Regions from separate parts of the Homo sapiens genome. Here region 2 is linked to region 1. Evidence: chromatin loops called from intact Hi-C (ENCODE). Cell type or tissue: sigmoid colon. All regions are shown on one strand. Each heading gives the region's core, and the rest is flanking DNA. Links, peaks and the distances in the headings are about the cores only. Region 1 has its middle 10 kb from the start of ZIC1. Region 2 overlaps LOC124909494 (leucine-rich repeat extensin-like protein 5).

Region 1 (2,808 bases), core at 143-2,642:
GGGTAACCATATAGCAATTTTTAAAAAATGATAAGCACTATTTTGGGGCAAGAAATACAAAAAATGTTAACTTCTTATGTCACATTCAATCCTTTTCCTTAAAGTTTATTGCAAATACAATGGTGTAATAGGTGCAAAATATGAATAATGTTCTCCTTAAATCTATGCAAGGCTGGTTTGCTCCAGAGTCCCTTCCTTAGCAAGAGGAAACACATCAGGCCAAACCAGAGGCTATTTTTACTGTGGAAGCTGGGATCTGTCATCAGTTACTAAAGTTGATATCCACTTTAGAGTGAAGAACTAAAACAGTGTGAAGTTTCCAACTGATGTTATATACCAAAGGTGAGTTTTTAAAAAATCGGGTTTAGCTATCTAGAGTGGAAATATCACTTGGCAGTGAAGATGCCACAGACTGACATTGTGTCAACTGTCCACAATACTTTGGCTGCCTCTGATGGTTGTCAGACATCTCTGTAAGCATATCCAGGAAAATCCACCGGTTGTGAAAGTTACGCAGTGACATTTTCACCTATGGCACACACAAGAATCAACTATTGAGCGTGGGTATAAACATATTGGAATCACATCTTTAAAAACAACAATAGCAAGCAAACCCAAGCCGTCCGACCTTAGCAAACTTTAAAAAATTGTTATTTTACGTCTTTCTTTTGTGTAACAATGTCCATGAAGTTACAGTAAGCGGGAACACAAACGGTGAGAGAAGCTCGCATCGCGATTCCTTTTTAAACATTTTCCATTCATCCGCGAAAATGCTAGCCTCTGACTAAGAAAACTGAAAGTTGTGGAGAAAGGACAGGGGTGGGATGGAGTGCGTAAAGGGAAATTTTTGCATTGGTGGATTTATTGAAAGCATGGAAACAGTCTTCGGGGGTAGGTGTAGGGGGTGCAACAGCGAGACTTCCCCACAACACCTCCACCGAAGGCTGGGTCGTCAGCGTTTGAGGGACCCTCCCGCCACCCCGCAGCCTGGCGGGGCGCTTTCCAAATCGTCGCGGCAGGCTCTGGCCGGGCAGGGCGAGATGTGCGCATGCGCGGCCTGTGGCCCGAGGTTCCACGTGCTGATGAATATGCATGAGACTCCCCCGCCCTCGCGGGCTAGAGAGAGAACCAAGCAGAGGCTCCGGCCTGTGAAAGTCGCTGGCTAGGCTCCCAAAATAGTGCGGCGGGGTAGCTGCACGTGTTTGTTTTCAAACCGCGCTGGTTTAAGTGAGTTCACACTGCGGAGCCGACAGCAGAGGGTAGAGCAACCTGGGGCTGCTGCCATTGGAACGGCGAGTTGAGCGGGCCTGTCAGGGCCTCTCCGCCGAGGGCCGGGGGCTGCATGGTGCTCGAGCCCCAGCCGGCCACACCCCAGTGCATCGGGTGGCTGGGCTTCCAGTTTACACCGGGCCTACCAGGGAGGCCTTCTTCTCTTATCCTTTCCCAAGCCCGAGCTGCCGCCCCGGCTGTTCTCATATCCCTAGCCCCTCGGAGAAGACTTAGCCTACCCCTAGTCAGAGCTCAGGCCCCAGGTGACCGGGCAGCGGCTTGGGGGAGGTTCCCTAGGCCCTTCCCTCATCCCTTGCCCAGATCCAAGTCTGGGTGCCGGCTTGTCTTTGTCTTTCCGCCTCTCTCTCCCACTCTTTTCTCCTACTTCCTCTTGCTCTCTGGCATTTCCCCAGCCTCCCACCGCCCCATTTGAGATACTAGGAGCCATTTGCTTGAATGACTGTTCTAGGGTTTCCACTTGACCCTTTGCAAATAATACCAGTCAGCTTGCCTGTCTTGGAGTTGAAATGGTCCTGTTAAATCCAAACGTGCTTAGGTAGCGCAAACGTCGGGACTGGTGGAGGAACTGCCCTGGCCTAGAGACCAGAAAGGGTAGGGTTTGGTGAGAGACACCTGGGTTCAGTCGCTGGATTATTGCTTTCCTCTCTAGTGAAGTCCTTGGGGATCTGCATGGTATTTTGTGGCCAATGTGCTGACATTTCCAGAGTGAGCGTATAATCTTTCTAGGTGGAGTGGCCAACGCTTGTAAACAAAGGGGAGGGGCAACAGAGGGTCCCTGGGTCACTCTAACCTCTGACCGACTAACATCTACAGCCTTTGGGTGTTTTAGTAAGAATCCTGGGTCCCATAACATCAGAAGTGGTTGCCGACAGATTCCAATCCTACTCTAGATTTTTACTTTCATTTGAACAGGTAGACCCACTTTGTGGAGCTTATCATTTCATTTCCCTCACTGGGAACAGGATGCCTAGGTCAGTGCCGGGCTCACACTGCAGTCTATCCCAGGGCCAGTTCCATCTGTGCCAGTTTTGGAATACCGGGACCACAGTATCAGTTCACCCGACAACTACCACTCCCCAAGCCTTCAGCGTGGAACCTGAGGACGCAGGGAGGGAGGCTTTGGAAATGTTCCTGCCAGGACAGTGCCTTTTTTCCTACCCAAACTCCCGAGTCTCCGAGCTCAATAACGCAAGGATGGCTGAAGAGCGTCTGCTCCATGTCTCTTTGCCGGACTCAACGACCCTCACCCACTGCCACCGAGTGCTAGGCCCACAGAGGCCTGGCAGAAGCCACTCACCCCTCACTACTCATGACTAGGAAGAAAGTGGCCGGGGCATGAGGGTTCGAGTTCTGTCCTAGGTCCCGGAAGCCAGGGCTCCCAGCGTCTAGTCAGGGGCGCAGAAACCCTCGTTCCTCCAAACCCCCGCCACAGGGACCACTCCAGAAGAAACCCATTCGTGATTTGGGTCCCTTTGTGTTTGAGTATTGTGGGGAGTGGGCTATCTAGACTCTAAGGAC
Region 2 (2,808 bases), core at 134-2,633, 58 kb before region 1:
CTCCTCCCCATCCCAGAACTGCCACACAGAGCCTTTGATATTGTCCCAAGTTTAATTTGGTAAGGCAAGAAAACAACCTAATACCACTTCTCATCCCCTGATTTCAGAGAATCTAATTTTTCCTAACTGCCCCTACAGACTTGAAGGTAGGGGTGGGCTTTTCCACAAGCTCCTTCTATGAGTGGGGCTTGGCTGACACCTGTGCTGAGAATGCTGGAGAAGGTGGTTGGAAAACCAACTAGGACAGAGGAAGCTGAGCTCTTGGTGCCCCCCACTCCCTCTTTTATCCTCTTTATGACATTGTTCGCAATGACTGTCTAGTTTAGATATGACGAGACCAGCGCCTCCCTTGAAATGGAAACAGAGGACTGGATAAAGAAGAAAAAAGCACTTTGTAGTCTGCATCGTCCATCTTTAATTCAGAGACGCATCTCTACTCCAGGGAGCTCTGCCTTTGATCTCTTTGATTTTTTTATGCCAGATCTGTTATGGACTAAAATTCCTAGGTTTTCCATAGAAACATCTCCATTCCTTTGGGATATTGATGTTTTCTTCTTCCTGGGGGTTATGATATGGTAAATCAGATTCAGAAAAGGGACAATGCCAGCATTCATGGGCCTGGAGTGGGGTTTCTCTTGGCCTTCTCCCTCCCTCTCTCTCATATTCTCTCTTAGTCCCTCTCATTCATACAAATATTTCCTCCCTCCCTCTCTCTCTTTTTCTCCTCTCCTACTTTCCCTCCCCCCTCCTTCCTCCTTTCCTCCTCCTTTCTTTCCCTGCCTCATTTTCTCTCCGTTGTTCTCGGGGGAACCAAAATAGGGGTTGAGATTCTGGTCTCTACAAGCCTTTCAAGCGCCTTCAACTTTGGCGGCGGCAGCAGCAGGTTGCGTTGCCATGGATACTGTACTGTATGGCTGTGGCGGCGGCCACGGCGGCCGCAGCTCGAATCCCCTAAACAATGCCGAGCCAAGTGCAGGTTTCTCGCCCTTTTCCGTGCACTTTTCTCTTCTAATGGGGCTAGTGGCCTCAAATGGGAGATGCATCTTGACACGAAAACAATCCCTACCCCTCCTCTTCTCCCCCCCACCCCCGCTTTTCCTTCCTCCCTCCACGTCTTTGATCTATTAAAAATCAAAAGAACAAAGTCACAGAGGAAAGTTGAGTTTTGTTGTGACTGCCACTGCACAAAATGGAGCTCTTCAAACAGAGTGTGGTGGAACCGAGGTCTGACAATGCTGATCCAGGATTGGTTGTAGCTACAGGTCAAACTGGACAGCTCTATACAAGAGGACACAAATTATAACCAGGCCCGCCAAGGAGCAGCAAGCCTCTCCATCCCAAACTAACTATAGCTGGGAAATTCTGATAGCCAGAAATGCCTCCAGTCAGGCTCCAAGTGCAACGTGAGTGAGGGCTCTGAAGAGGCCCCCAGGTGAGGAGCCACAAGGACCCAGAGCTAGAATATCTGCTCAGTCTTAAATCATTTTACAGAGCCTGTGCGTGGCATTAGACCCCACCCAGATCTAGACAAGCTACAGCTTCCTCCACAGTGCTTGGCGCACAGCAGGTGTTCAATAAATAATCGCTGGTGGTTGTTGCTTCTGCACTGCCAAACCCTCCGCTAGGGGGCGCGAGAGGAGGTTTACCCAGAGAGAAGGGAGTGGGTAGACACTACAACTCCAGAAACAACAGCCACACTGTACCATAAAGGATGGTTAGATGGCTGGAAAAATAATGCCAAAGCAAACAGATACTGAATTCAACTTTTCTTTTCCAAAGGGACAGTAACATTAATATTATCATTATGGTCAGATGTCATTTGCCACAACTTATTGCTAGTGAGACCAACACTGAGCCGAAACATACATGAGCCATTTTCTCAGAACTAAGATCACTGTAAGATCCTCAACCTTCAGATGCTCAGAGCATTTCTTTAGATAATGTATTCAGCACCCACTACTTAAAAATAGTATCAATCATTATTGAACTGGTTGTGTCTGTGTCTACTATGCAGATCACATATTTATAGATTCATTTTGTCACATTGAATATTCTATTTAGACAACAAAAAAAAAACACAAGTAGATTTGAATTACATTCATTTTTATTTTAAGTCAATGGGAAATATGGATACTGCATACTTCAAAAATTTACTCAGTTTGGATTCGACATTTAGTATCCAATTTTTCGGCTACTTTTTCTATATTAAAAATAACCTTGGCAAAAGCTTCTATTCGAAATAAAATAAAAAATACAAAAAGGGATTGTAAAGTAAGAGAAAGAAAAGCAAACTCAACTTGAAAACCTTTCAATTCTGAACAACTGGATTGTATAGTGTAAAGCCTATCCCAACATTTTCTCAAGGAACTGGTGTGCTGATGATCCCCCAAACATTTTAATAATGTCCATAAACTTCAGAGGCTGAAGGACAGCAAGCAAAATGTGCTAACAAATGATAGACATTTGGCAAGATAAAATTTAAATATTTTTGTTTTTAAACCAGGAGAAAAACTATGAATTACCAGAAAATTCTAGTCATTTCTAAAACAAAATTGTAGAAGAGACATGTTAATGTAACTGTGTTTTTTTCTAAGCCATGTTTGAACAGTGTAATTATTTGTGATGTACAAAGAAAGGAGGAAAAAAATTAGAATGCAGAATTGTTGCTAGGGATTTGCAAACATCATGGAAAAAGTAGTACAAACCCTTGCCAAGATCCCAGAACTCTAATCTCTGGATCCTGATCTCCAAAGGAAGGCTAGAAAATTCTGCCTTGGCCTAAAAGTCTTGAGAAAATGAGATTGAAAA

The links. Peaks named below come from ENCODE experiments on the same cell type or tissue, not always from the same donor. Only the 100,000 strongest peaks of a DNase experiment are listed, where the experiment ranks them.
Region 2: a loop joins it to region 1, with 2.5 times the contacts of the local background. A loop is called at or near these places in 10 of 110 quality-filtered maps.

The regions. Positions count from the first base shown.
Region 1 is chr3:147,418,179-147,420,986 of GRCh38, forward strand. No RefSeq gene overlaps it. Among named protein-coding and RNA genes, the nearest start is that of ZIC1, 10 kb to the left of the region's middle. RefSeq lists enhancers at 970-1,119, 2,058-2,808. In sigmoid colon, for the core only: no CTCF peak of the experiment used is centred there; a DNase peak (open chromatin) is centred at 1,083; H3K4me3 peaks cover 597 bases; H3K27me3 peaks cover 2,500 bases.
Region 2 is chr3:147,360,395-147,363,202 of GRCh38, forward strand. It overlaps LOC124909494 (leucine-rich repeat extensin-like protein 5), which reads right to left. Exons shown (of 2, transcript XM_047449442.1): 2 at 2,272-2,808. Among named protein-coding and RNA genes, the nearest start is that of ZIC4-AS1, 25 kb to the right of the region's middle. In sigmoid colon, for the core only: CTCF peaks have their summits at 1,617 (motif pointing right) and 1,824; no DNase peak of the experiment used is centred there; H3K27me3 peaks cover 2,500 bases.